3 separate regions of the Homo sapiens genome follow, and all the other regions are linked to region 3. The links are chromatin contacts, found by Hi-C in ENCODE. All regions are on one chromosome and are shown on one strand. Each heading gives the region's core, a stretch centred on a gene start or an enhancer-like site at or near the end of the contact. The rest is flanking DNA. Distances are from core to core; before and after follow the strand shown. Region 1 overlaps FAM3C (FAM3 metabolism regulating signaling molecule C). Region 2 has its middle 130 kb from the start of FAM3C. Region 3 overlaps TSPAN12 (tetraspanin 12).

What was found. Hi-C counts contacts between places; a loop is a spot of excess contacts on that map. Pooled maps may share reads with other maps.
Region 1: a loop to region 3 is called in a map with no recorded cell type, with 6 times the contacts of the local background. The contact joins two enhancer-like sites. A Hi-C loop is called at or near these places in 6 of 37 single-sample maps with no recorded cell type and 2 of 50 pooled maps.
Region 2: a loop to region 3 is called in a pooled map, with 7 times the contacts of the local background. The contact joins two enhancer-like sites. A Hi-C loop is called at or near these places in 3 of 37 single-sample maps with no recorded cell type and 2 of 50 pooled maps.

What each region holds. Positions count from the first base shown.
Region 1 is chr7:121,370,793-121,375,362 of GRCh38, forward strand. FAM3C (FAM3 metabolism regulating signaling molecule C) reads right to left here. Exons shown (of 10, transcript NM_014888.3): 4 at 1,318-1,347; 5 at 508-631. Among named protein-coding and RNA genes, the nearest start is that of FAM3C, 23 kb to the right of the region's middle. RefSeq lists an enhancer at 2,136-2,185. Within about 2 kb of position 1,844, at least 5 of the 41 ENCODE cell types and tissues checked have a DNase peak (open chromatin) inside an H3K27ac peak, as active enhancers do.
Region 2 is chr7:121,528,160-121,532,530 of GRCh38, forward strand. No RefSeq gene overlaps it. Among named protein-coding and RNA genes, the nearest start is that of FAM3C, 130 kb to the left of the region's middle. Within about 2 kb of position 2,277, at least 10 of the 41 ENCODE cell types and tissues checked have a DNase peak (open chromatin) inside an H3K27ac peak, as active enhancers do.
Region 3 is chr7:120,835,332-120,839,815 of GRCh38, forward strand. It overlaps TSPAN12 (tetraspanin 12), which reads right to left. Exons shown (of 8, transcript NM_012338.4): 4 at 3,446-3,581. Among named protein-coding and RNA genes, the nearest start is that of TSPAN12, 21 kb to the right of the region's middle. Within about 2 kb of position 3,205, at least 2 of the 41 ENCODE cell types and tissues checked have a DNase peak (open chromatin) inside an H3K27ac peak, as active enhancers do.

The DNA of each region.
Region 1 (4,570 bases), core at 594-3,093, 530 kb after region 3:
AAGAGAACACATTCATTGTCCAGGGCAATGTTGCAAATAGGATTTCTGCCACGATGAAAATGCTCTCTCTGCTGTTCCATTTGGTGACCATGAACCACATGTGGCCACTGAACACCTGAACTGCGGTGACAGATACCAAGGAACTGAACTTTTTAGTTAATTTAAGTGAATTAACTTTCTTCCTAATATTTAAGGATCAAAATTAAATAGCCACATGTGTTCTGTTGCTAGCAAATGGGACAGTGCAGATCTAGAGAATTTACTCAGAGGAAATCTCTTATCTCTATAAAGCCGAATAAGTGTTACGTTCTTAGTCACTCTCTAATATAAAATTTAAGAACTTTAAGGTCCCTTGAATTCATGAGAAAAAAACTACATAACAAAAATGGAAATCACTTTCCATTAATAAAGTATACCGAACACATTTTCAAAATATCCATTAAACTCAGGTTCAATTGGCTGCAATTTAATAGCACACCTTATCGTCTCAAGTCAACAAAGACTTACACATTATCTTCCAGGCAGATTTTGGGTCCCACCACGTTGGCTGCTCCACTTGCCATTTTAAAAGCAAAATGCTTCTCAGGGCAAGCTTTTGAGATCCCACACTTATATCTGGGAGGCTTTGTAGCTTTGGGGGAGAAAACATGATGTCTTTTTTTAGAAAACAAGTTAACAGACTTTACCTCACTTTACTTCAAATCTCAAACCACAAAGAGCATTAAGAAAAACATCAAGATACACGTATCTTAAAATACAAGCTAATTTGTTCCCCTGAGGGTTTCAAAGAACCTCAAAAAATTTTTTTAAAAAAAAACAGCAACAAAGAAACCCACAACAGACACCAGATCTTCCTAGGAAACAAACTAATAATGGATGCAAATGAGTCAAGTAATATGATCTGCATTAGGGCAAATATATTTTATCTAACTATGAGTTTATTTTTAAATTTTAGGATGTGGGGGGTTCTGAATGTTACTTTGCACTTCTAGTCCATATATGCACAAAAAATCGTCACCTCCAGGATAATTAAAAAAGGCCTAATGTTCCATTGACTACCTTGCCCATGTACACTCTTAACTCCTTCTCACACCAATTTCTGTACTTATAATAACGGAGCTAAAAAACACAAAATATCCATCATGAATAATTGCCAAAAATATTTGGGCTGTCCAATCAAATAGCATCCTCATAACTTTAAAAAGCAATTTCTAAAGCAGTTTTTCCTCATACTGAACTACTGACACTTTGAATATAAGCTCTCATATGCCTAAGGCAGAATAAATCATACATAAAATATTGAGATGAAATACTTACAACGTGCAGCTGTGTCCAATGCTGATCTTGCTGAAAAAAAAAAATTACTTTTGTTAGAAGGAATGAGTCTATTGGCAAGTATCCACTTTTAAAATATATTTAGGTCCACAAAAATAAGTGTTCAAATAATGATTCAGTATACAATAAAACATGAATATCACTTAAGAAAAAGTGAGAAAGTAACTTCACACTGTACATTCATTATAAACTATTAAATAATTATGGAGGATAGTATTTTACTACTGATAAAACATTTTATTTTTCCCTTACCATTTTGTTTTGAATTTTAGTTACTATATATTTAAATTTCAATCAGGAAGTTACTCTACAAACTTACCTTTCAATGTTTATAAATATAAATTTGGTGAATATGATGGTGTTTAAAAGTTGTTGCTGCTGTATGGTGTTGTACAGATACGCAAAGAAAGCCCCAGAGAATATACATGAATCTATCTTAGTGGTGAGGTTAGGAGATTGCGAGGGCCAGGGAGGGGGATGAGGAAGATCATTACTAAAAGATTTACAATTTATCAGTTCAAGGAATCCATGAGGTCAAATCTTAATTTGAATGTAGTAGTTCTCAACCTGACCATCTATCATAATTATAGTAGGGCTTTTTAAAAGCACTAACATCTGATCCCAGCCCAGGAGATTATAACTCAGATCATCAGAGTATTGTGGACAGCCATTTCCTGATTTGACTAATAAGTATGCAGTGTGATAAATGTTAACCAGCTGTCTTGCTATAAATAGTCACACAGTTTTTAGTTCTGTACTATTTTAGATAATTGTGAACTTCCTGTAGGTCCAATACTCCAACTAGTAAGCTGAAAGTTAAAAGATTGTATTGAAATGTTTAAAAAGAGGAAAATGACCAAGTAAATAAAAGCTCATTAACTCAATAGAACACTCAGTAGAATATTATGCACCATTAAAGCCATAAAGGTAATATAATAACATTGAAAAAGCTTAATGCCCAGAACAAAGCAGAAAAGAAACCTTATCTACACTTTACTGGGATATAATTTTGGGAAAATCAGTTTTTTAAGTATTTTAAGTACTTAAAGTCAGGATTTTAACTACTTAAAATCAGGATTTTAAGTAAATAACATCACCTCCATTTAATTTGTGTAACAGTAAGGGGAGTAGATACTTTAAGGTGAAGAAACTCCTGTGAAAGACTTTTCTTTCCAGAAGAAAGCTCATTTTTATCCAATACACATCAAAATCAAAAGCCCTGTACTAAGTCTGCAATTCTGAAAACATTAGCACCTGGTGGCCAAACAGGTACATTAGTTTTCATAAACAGCTGTCCAAGTATAGAATACAGGTACAACATACAAACACCAAAATCCCTCCTCTCCTACAACTATTTTCCCCTCAAACTACACTGATAGCTTCAATGCTTAATTTCTTTCTGCATATACACTTCATTTCATGGAACAATAATAAACATTTGTTATTGCATTTCATCAATGAATGTCCTTCAGTAAGTCGGGCTAATGAATCAGAACTATTTTGCACTTTAGTTGTTAATAATGTCTCAAGTAATTTATGTATATACTATATACCAATGGTTTAAATCTGAAAAGGTAAAAATAAATAAATTCAATAGAACATTAAGTATTTATGGCCGGGTGCAGTGGCTCACGCCTGTAATCCCAGCACTTTGAGAGGCTGAGGCGGGTGGATCATGAGGTCAGGAGATCGAGACCATCCTGGCTAACACGGTGAAACCCCATCTCTACTACAAATACAAAAAAAAAAAATTAGCCGGGCGTGGTGGTGGGCAGGGAGAATGGCGTGAACCCGCGAGGTGGAGCTTGTGGTGAGCCGAGATTGTGCCACTGCTCTCCAGCCTGGGCGACAGAGCAAGACTCCGTCTCAAAAAAAAAAAAGAAAAAAAAAAAGAACATTAAGTACTTATTGCAGCAATATAGACAAAAATAATTTGGACTGTGTTCAGTTCACTTACTAGCTAAGTATTCAAACTGAAAACAACACTACATTACACCACAATGCTGAATAAGATTGGTGAATTGTATCCATGTTGATGTCCTGATTGTGATAGTGTATTATAGTTTTGCAAGATATTACCAATGGGAGAAACTGAGTAAACAGTATGCACCATCTCTCTGTATATTCAAATGGATTTGTAAAAAACAATACAATTATCTCAAAATAAAGTTTTATAAAAAATTGTTTTTAAAAATTCATAATCGACATTGGTAATTTCAACTACTAATTGTAGGCAAAATTTTCATTCTTCCTTTCTAGAAATGTGTTTTATTTTTCTAAAATAATACCATATAATAAATATAAAGCTACATAATTTATAGAAATTGTCAAGTAAGTTTAAAAAATGGAAAACGAATCACCAAAAGAACTATTTAATCTTATGGGTCCTTAAGATAGTGATTATAGCAAGAATCCTCCTACTGGATTAAATATGTTAACCTTTCATATACTAAGATGTTAAACAAATGACGAAGATAACCATATATCCATCTTCGTTAAGATAGTCTGAAATGAGAATTAAAATAAAACCACACAATTAAATTTTGGCCAATTCAACAGATTGGCAACCAGTAAGGTTACAAAGTACTACACTTCAGTTTTGACATCAAAATAACCATCTGCCCTCATAATGTCTAAATCAAATAGCTAAAATGCACACAAAAACACTTTGCAGGTTCTTAACATCAGGAAAAATCAAGAAATAAAAAGTAGGAGAATAAAGTAACTCAACGTTTGTTCATAGCTGACTACCAGTGATATTCCAACTAATACAGCTTTATGTGAATCCCACTTTGGAAATACTCTTCCTTTCCATGTAGAAATCCTAATTCTCTGTTACCTACATTTGTTTTCACTCAATCAGCATTTACTGATTGCAGCACCCAGTGCTAGATGCTGGGTGAAGCACCAAAATAGCGCCTTTAAGACTCACTCTTGGGTGAAGGGGGACAGACACAGGAAAAAGAGGAAAAAAAGAAAAAAAATTATATAATGCAAGGCAGATTAAAATCAGTGCCAAATTGAAATATAAGTACTATGCAATCAGAACAAATGTTCAGAAAAAGGAGCAATACATTCTTAAAGAGGGAGGTTCAAACACAATTTCTTCCAAAGAAGGGGAATTTATGCAAAGTTCTAAAAAATGAGAAAGATGTGCAGGGTGAGGAACCAGGACGAGCAAAGGTCAGGGTTGAAAGGACAGGAGGGGATTTGAAGCTGCAGACTGTGTGCAGAC
Region 2 (4,371 bases), core at 1,027-3,526, 690 kb after region 3:
TGAAGAATACAGCAGAAAGTGAAGGATGTAAGAAAGAGAGGAGGAGGATGGAGCAATTGAAAGAGGACAAAAGGAGGAATGTGTGGGGAGAAGAGAAGAAAGGAGGAAGAATAGCAATTGTCTGTACTAGAGATTTATTTTGTGCCATTTTTTGTTCTATGAACTTCCACTTACTTGTCACTAATTTTCCTCCTCTAGATGTGTAAATCTTATGTCAACCATTTAAACACACCCAGAAATATACTGATTTCCTTTCTTGAGAGATATTTCTTTCAGAGGCTTTTTAATAGCAGACGTCCTGGGAATTCTCTTTATCTCTTGGAAGGGATCAGCCATTTTCTGTGTCCTATGTCTTCCTCTTTCTTGGCGTACTCCCTCAATTTGGTAGAAAACATCCTCCAAAATATCTCTGAGAAAGGGCCAATGGGTAGAAAAAGTTTTGAAACTGCATATGTGGAAATGTCTTTATTCTATTCTCATGTGTAATTGGTAATTTGGCAGAGTACTAAATTGTAGGGTAGAAATACATTCCAGGTGAAAATGTGAAGATAATTCTCCACTCTTGTCACAGGACAGAAGCACTACTCCAGATATTGCTGTAGAGTGTGGTTTGTTTGATAGAAAAAGATGCAAAGATGGTAACCAGAATCTCATGTGTCTCAGGATCCCCATGAGAGTCTCCTTTCCAGCTGAAGCTTCCTTAAGCATTTTCCAAGAAAGGGAGTATTGCCAACATATCCCTAAAGAGACCCACCAAATTTATATCACCCAGCAGGTGCCAGTATAATAATACACATGAAGCCATATTTCCTAATTAGTCATATCAAAATGATTCAGTTCCAAGCAAGCATCGCAAACTTTTACTATTTGATGCTCTTTTTATTGCACAGTTGCACACCTGCACAGAAGCATCATTTTATTTTCTTAGATCCTAAAGGAAACCAGCCCTCTTTACTGCTAGTGAACTCACTGGGCCTTCTTACTCCCTCTACACTGCTGGCTAGTCACTAAAAATCCTGTCCCTCTTATTCCATGTTGCACAACAATGCTGCATTTTTTCAGCCTTGCTTATAGTTATGATTGCTCTGGTATTAATGCAGTTTTAGTAAAAGTGACGTGTTTTCTTCTTGATCAAAGGCTTTAAGAAAATAATACGTTTCCTACATACTTCCCCCCACCATTTTTCCAGCTGAATGTGGTGATAATGACATTCTAGAGAACAGAAACCCCCAATATAAGAAAGTTCCTTAGTCCCTGATGTACTAAATAAAAACTGCCCATTAACTAGAAACTTTGGATTTTTACCTGAACAAGAAATAAACTAATATGTTTGAGCTATTTTATAGTTTGATTCTATTTTACACAACACCTAATGCCATCCTAATACAGAATGCATTATGATTATTGATGCTTTGTCAGAAATCTTCCTTCCTTCCTTCCTTCCTTTCTTTTTTCCTTCCATCCTTCCTCCCTCCCTCTCTTCTTCTCCCTTTCTCTCTTCTCCTTCCTTCATTCCTTTCTTTCTTTTTCCTCTCTCTCAGTTTCTTTCTTCCTACCCCTGTTTCTCCTAGACTTTTTAGAATCCTCTCGTGGTCACCAGTATTCTGATATTTCAGCATGGTGTATCTTGTTAGGTTTCAATCTTTATGCAGAGAATTCAGTGGATTTTTTTCAATCTGAAATTTTAAAAACTTCATTTCTAGAAAACTATATTTAATTCCTAATTTATCTCCTTCATTTTTCTTTCTTGTAGAAATCCCAGTCAACTTCCTGAACTGGTTCTCTAATTTTCTTACGTGTTTTTCTTTTAATGTTTTTTTCCTCCACCTCCTAAGATTTTCTTCACTTATGAGATCCTAATGATCCCATAATCCTTTTTACTCAAATTCGTTCCAGTGGCTTCTATGTTTTGGCAATCACGAGAGCATAATTAAGAGAGTCATTCTTAAAGGACAGCTGTAGCATTGCAGATATATGCCTGGGAATACTTGTTTTTTGTTTTGTTGTTTGTTTGCTTTTTTGTCCTGTTTCACGTGGAAAAAGCAATGCTCTCTCTGGGAATAGACCTTCCTTTTCTCTGCCTTTCCATTGGCAAGTCATTGGCTGTTGCTTTATTGCCAGTGACTTCAGCATGATCTGTATCAGTCAGGGTAAGCTAGATTACACTACAGTAATAAACAAACTAAAAACTTTCAGGGCTTAAAACAATACAGCTTTATTTCTCACTCCTGATGCATGTCCACGACAGTTCGGTAATGAAACTTTGCTTCTTGTGGTCAGTCAAGGAACTCAGCTGCAAGAGTGGCCACTATCTTACTTGTTTCTGGTTAATGTGACAAAGGAACAAAAAATTTTTTGCGGTCTGGCATTGGTACTTAAGTGCACAGGCCCAGGGGAGCCACACCACACACTGTTCACAACTCTCTGGCTCAAATGAATCACACAGCCCCATTCAAACACAAGGGAGCAAAGACGTGTCAATCTACTCAGCACCCAGGAGGGCAAAACAGGAAACAGTAAACAGTCTAATGACTACAATGACTCATGCAAGAAAAAAGTTAAGTCAAAGTAAGAGTTCATATAATGTATATGTATGTCAATAACCCAAAGTACAGCTGTTTATTCAATAAAAAAACTAGACTAGTTATGAACATCTCCCAGTTGTCTTTGATTTTGTGTATTTATTTGCTTGTATCCAGAAGGCCATTGGTGGTTTTAGATTTTTTTTTATTTGTAGAAGAAGGAAACATTGACTATAATCATCAGCTGCCTTTCTAACACCTTCTAAGAAAAACCTTGGGGTATGTTTCAGCTAAGAGGTGGTAAGATTTCTTAATCATGATCCAAACTGTTTTTAACAAGTTTCAACAAAAACTATATATAGCCAAGAACCACCATCTGTTTCACATATTTTTGTGTCAGTGATAGATGAGGGAAAAAAGCTACTTGAAGTCACTGTCTTGAAGGTCTTTAGAATTGTCCCTTGAAGCCTGTGCTAACATTTTTTTTTTTTTTTTTGCTTTTCCACAATCTCCACAAACTGGCCAGCATTAACTATACGTAAATGGAATTCAATATAATATTTATTTTCAAGAAAAAGAAGGCCTCCTTGCTAAATGGGTCTAAGTATCAATCTTGAGGAGTTTTTTTTTTTTTTTTGCCGTTGTGACTCAGTCTTCATGCCTCCATGTGGAAGTATAAGCATAGAAGTTCCTCAATTTACAAACAGGTTACCTTTCAAAGTGTTTTATTGATGTTCTGGTTGTGTAGAAAACAAAAATGAATTTTCCCATATAAATTACGTTACAATTTGGTGGTTAGATTTCCAGATTTTTATCACAGGAAAGCTTTTCTTCCTTTCCCTTCTATTATCCATCTTCTTCTAAATCCTGCTTTATCTTCTTTGCTAGCTTTGACTGCGTGAAATGGGATTTTAAAGCATCAGATAAAATAAGGTCAAGTGGGGGACAAGTGAGAGGCAGCTGTTTTTACATGGCAGCAGGATTAAGCAGGAAGACAGGCATGTAGCGGCAAGGGAAGAAAGGTGGGGTTGTAGAACTGTCCCTACGACATGTCTTTTCAGCACAGCTTTGCACATAAGAGACTTCAAGTCTGACTCATATAAATTAAAGATTTTTTTTACTGTGTCGTGGAACTTGGCACATAACATTCATTGTCATCATCTGTGTCTGCACTATCCTATCCCCTTGTCTAGATTCTAATCCCATTATCACATTTCAACCTATCTTATGCATAACAGCAGGAGATATCCCATGTGCTAGGTATAGAACTACATGGACAGAACTAAATGTTACTGTGATTCACAGCAACGAGATTTTTTTAAATTTAAACTGGATTTCATTTTGGGTTAGTTAATACGTTAAGATGGTTCAACATTCGAAAGGAAGAAAAGGTATAACAAAAATCTCCCTTCCATATTGTTACTCTGGCAACAAATTCCCTGCTCTAGAATTAACTAATACTGAACTCCTTTTGTTTATCCTTACAGAGATATGTTATGCATATACAAATAAATACATATCTATCTGCCTATCTCTATCCCTTATTTTTCAATTATATAGTTTTCTTTGCATTGTTCTTTCACTTACGATTGTATCTTGGAGATCATTACATGTTACACAATGAATTTCTTGATTTTTTATGACTAACACTCTATTTGTTGGATATACCTACTTTATTTAACCAGCACTCTATTACTGAGCAGTTATTTATTTTTGATATTTTGTTATTACTAAAAATAATACATGTAATAAATTTTCATAAACATCATTTAGAATATGTTTGTTTAAAATATGTATGAATAAATTCCAGGATATATTCAGTATCCACGCAAACGTATCACAAACAAAA
Region 3 (4,484 bases), core at 1,955-4,454:
CCTCTCTGAACCTCATTTAATAATTACCTATCTCAGATAATTGTCGTCAGGTTTAAAATGAAAATGTTTTATACATTACAGGACACATTTGTAAACACTTAGGAAAAAAATCAGCTATTATAGAGTAAAATGGCAAAATTGTTACAAATATTGGAACTAGACTGCCATGGCCTGAATATTAGATCCTCTCTTTACTAGCTGTGTAGACTTAGGCAACTCACTTAATCTCTCTATGCCTCATTTCCTCATCTATATTAAGTGAATAATAAGGGTAATTCAAAGTTTTAGTCCAATTTTATACTCAGCAGAGAGGATAAAATTGATTAACTCATGTACAAGAACTCTTCATTTAAAAAAAATTCAGGTAAAACTCTACAGTGTCTGGCACTGTAAGTACTCAAGAAATGTTAACTACTTCAATTATCATCAGTGTCATAATTATCATTTGAAGAGGTAGCATTTCAGATAAGTCTTCATGGGCTAGTAATATTTAAATGAAAGTACTGAGAAGAAATTTCTGGCTAAGAAGACAGCAAGAATAAATGTAGAGAAGAACGGAGCAAGAAAGTTTGTTCAGGGGTCAGAAAATACAGAACCAGAGAATAATGAAGTAGATAAAAAAGCAAAAAATGGCAGATCAAGTCTCCATTGTAGAAGGGCTTGGTGTACATTTGAGGTGTTGGTACATACTTCATTACCCAATAGGGAGTCTCTGCACCTGTCTGAGCAGGAAGTTAGGAAAGCCTGAACTTGGGCATCCCAGAGGAGGACAGAAAAGAGAGGACAACTTCCCATGACTGTAGAATCTGAACTGAGAGGAATAGGCAGCTATTTAGAGGAGTGGGATGTGGGGAGGAAGCCAGAGAGGAGAGCCTGAGAAACAGACCAGATGCAAATTGGTTGTGAGTGATAGATACATGGTAGTTGAGACCACAGATCATTCTTTAGCAAGAAGGAAGCTGTGTTAGGTCTAGACAGAGTAAGGACTAGAAGCCTGCCATGAGAGGAGAGGCACCCCAAAGGGAATGGAGAACGAACAGCCAAAGGCAATCAACAGGAAGGAGGAACCAAGATGTAGATGTCACCTAGGGACACATGGAACAGCAATGCATAAAAAGATGCTTTGTAAAAAAGAGTACATCCAAAAAGCAAAGTAGAGATGGAAAAAAGCAAAATCAATCTATGCTCATCATCTTCCCAGAGGGTGGCACTGAACCCTTCGGGCTGAGCTCAGAGTTCTTCCTCTCTGGCCTCAATAGCACCCAGTGCAAACCCTATTAGAGGTCTTATCTCATAAAGACAGGTCTGATAGCAAAAATTGGTGGTATACATGATCAGTAAGTATTTGGAGAATGAATGAATGAGTAAATTAGTGGCCTTTAGAACCTCAGTCATCCCTGCCACTTTTGCATTATAATGCTCTTGCCAGTATTACAAACTAGACTCTCATTCACAAGTTTAAGATTTGCTCTACTTCAAGTAGCAGGCCACATTACTTTGTTGTTTGTCAATTTGCATTACTAGCATCTAAGCAGCCTAAGGGAATGCATAAAGAGTTTTCAAAATGTGTTTCCAAAGCCTTTGTGGTTCCATGAAATACCTGACCCTACTTGCCCTGCCTCCCTCCAGCATCCCACTGCATAGGGACTGTGCAGAGTAAAAGTTGGGAGGAGGGAGGAAATGGCAGTCAGACCTTAATTGGTTATGCAAGAGAGACATCATTGTAAGACTGCGTTTTAAAAAAGAATTCTGAGACTCTTTATTTAAAACTTGAAATATGTTATACTCTACTCAAATTATAGAAGGTTCATGTAAAGTAAGTCCTTTTGTTTATGTTTAAATTATTGCCCAAATATCTAAAATTGCAAAATAAGATCCCAAATTTCCACCATTCTCCCTTTCACTATATACCTATATGAAGAGAAATAAAGCAGTAGGCATGTTTCCCCATCTCTGAGTGTGGTTTATTTTATTCATTTATTTATTTTTTTTTTTTTTGAGATGGAGTCTTGCTCTGTCGCCCAGGCTGGAGTGCAGTGACGTGATCTCGGCTCACTGCAACCTCCGCCTCCCGGGTTCACACCATTCTCCTGCCTCAGCCTCCCGAGTAGCTGGGACTACAGGTGCCCGCCAACATGCCCGGCTAATTTTTTTGTATTTTTAGTAGAGACAGGGTTTCACCGTGTTAGCCAGGATGGTCTTGATTTCTTGACCTCGTGATCTGCCTGCCTCGGCCTCCCAAAGTGCTGGGATTACAGGCGTGAGCCACCTTGCCCGGCCTGAGTGTGCTTTATTTTCTATAGCATTTTGTGTTTTTCAATATTCGACCTGAACAGTTACCCTCCAAGAAGCTAAGTAATACATTAACACAGGTTATACTGTGAAATTCAAAGCTTTAGTTCAACTTCACACTAAGATTCTGTTTTAATTGACTTGGCATGGGAGCCAGTCAAGCACGAGTGTGTGGGAGCTGGCTCCTTGAGCCAATTTGTACTCATCTGTCCCCAGTTCCACATTCAGTGATTTCATGTTGGTAACTTAAAATTGACCATGCTGGGAGAATTTACCCCACGGAAATCCCCAAATGCTACAAATCTGAGCTTTTTTTCTGCCCAGTGATCCAGCTTACCAGCACACCACTCAAATTGTTTAAGTTCTTTATATGAAATTAATACACAGCCAGGGCTGAGACCTACTATAAAAAAAGCGTATACTCAATGAATTAATTTTTCAGCCTTATATGTCTGCAACTATATGTTAGTAATCTCATTACCTGGTGCCACTAGTATATATTTTGCACATTAAGTGCTCTTCTAAAAATATCTATATAAACAGTATTTTAATCAACTCAATTTTTTAATGTTAAAAATGTTTGCCTACTTTTGAATTAAAAGACTAGTCACAGAATTTGAATGGTGAAACTAATTTAAAAAGTACCTAGTGCAACTCTCAGAGTTAAAAAAACAACAACCAAGATTATAGAAACTGAGACTCGCTTATGTTCTCTAAACTATATAAAGGCAGTGACAGGACCATTACATACGTCTGCTACCTCACAACCTGAATTTCCATAGGAGCTTACAGGGTGGATTTGTTTAAAAATAGAAGAGAAAGAAACAGTTCCTTTATGGCTTCTCAGTTCCAGTCCCAAGGGGCCTTTTTGAGTGCTAATAACTACAAGGACACTAGAAAGAACTCATACTTTCAAATGAAAATGTCAACACGTAGCTGGAGTGAAATAATTAAATTGCTTATATATATTTCCATACCTCATCCGGTACAGCAAATATGTGTATTCAAATAATCTCTTGTGAAACGAAAGCGTCCCTTCTTACAGGATGTTGTTACTGCTATCACTGCTCCCTAATCTTGTGAACTGATTAAAAAATAATATATTACTGGTTAATCTTTTTAACTATAATAAAGAGAAAATATAACATCATACCCATGCAAGAAGCAACAGATTTCTTTTCACCGTTCCACAATATCCTAACATCCCCACAATGATAAGGAAACAGCAAACAGCAATCATGACCGGATGAACCACAGGAAAGTAAGTCAAAATGACTGCTTCCTCTACCCTGAAAGAAGAAAAATAATGTATTAGAAAGAAAATATAATCAAAATGCACCCAAGACATAGCAGAAGACACAACTGTGATTTGTGTTAATAATTCTTTCAATCATGATGCCTCAAAACTAGTGACTGCATTGTTATTTTCAAAATCACTGTGCTATTGTTTTTATGTTTATTTGCTCGGTTGCTTTATTTTTGGTTTTGCAGTGTTTGTTTTTTTTAATACAAGTGGTAGCTTTCCTACCCCAACTCATTTAACATATAATATACAGGACCTTGATAAAAGGTCCATCTATTATTATCTCCGAAGCCTTAGCCTAAGTAAATCACATGGGAGCCTTTGCTATTTCCCAGCTGGGAGGAATCTCCTTCCTCTTCTCTAATTTTTGATCCCATGTGCACTACGTTTCTTCTCCCTGACAATTGATCCTCCCCCAAAATGTAAAAGACTGCTATGCAAAGGAAAATCAATCTACATTTAAAGAAAGGAATAGGTAGAAATGATTTTTGCTAGAACACGATGAAAAATTCATTAACCGAAACCAGTATTAATGATAAAAATTAACCATTATTAAGCTAACTTTCCCTGTGTTAAGGACTTGAAAAAAATGGTTTTCATTTAATCCTTACCACAATTCAGATGTCATATAATACAATCTCCATTCAGAGATGATGGAGTAAAAAGTAATTTGTCCCCTGTGATGTTAGTAGATTAACCCTTGAAATTTGAGAAAAAAAAATCATTGTGGTGTATGGTTTTCATTAACCCAAGAATATGAAGGTAAGAGGAAGCTGACGGTAATTTTCTTAGGGAAAAGTAACTATGCTGGTTCTTTACACGCACCTATGACATGGCTGATGCACAATCAGGAGGACAGGCAACTGCTATTACCATACCCAGAAATGTC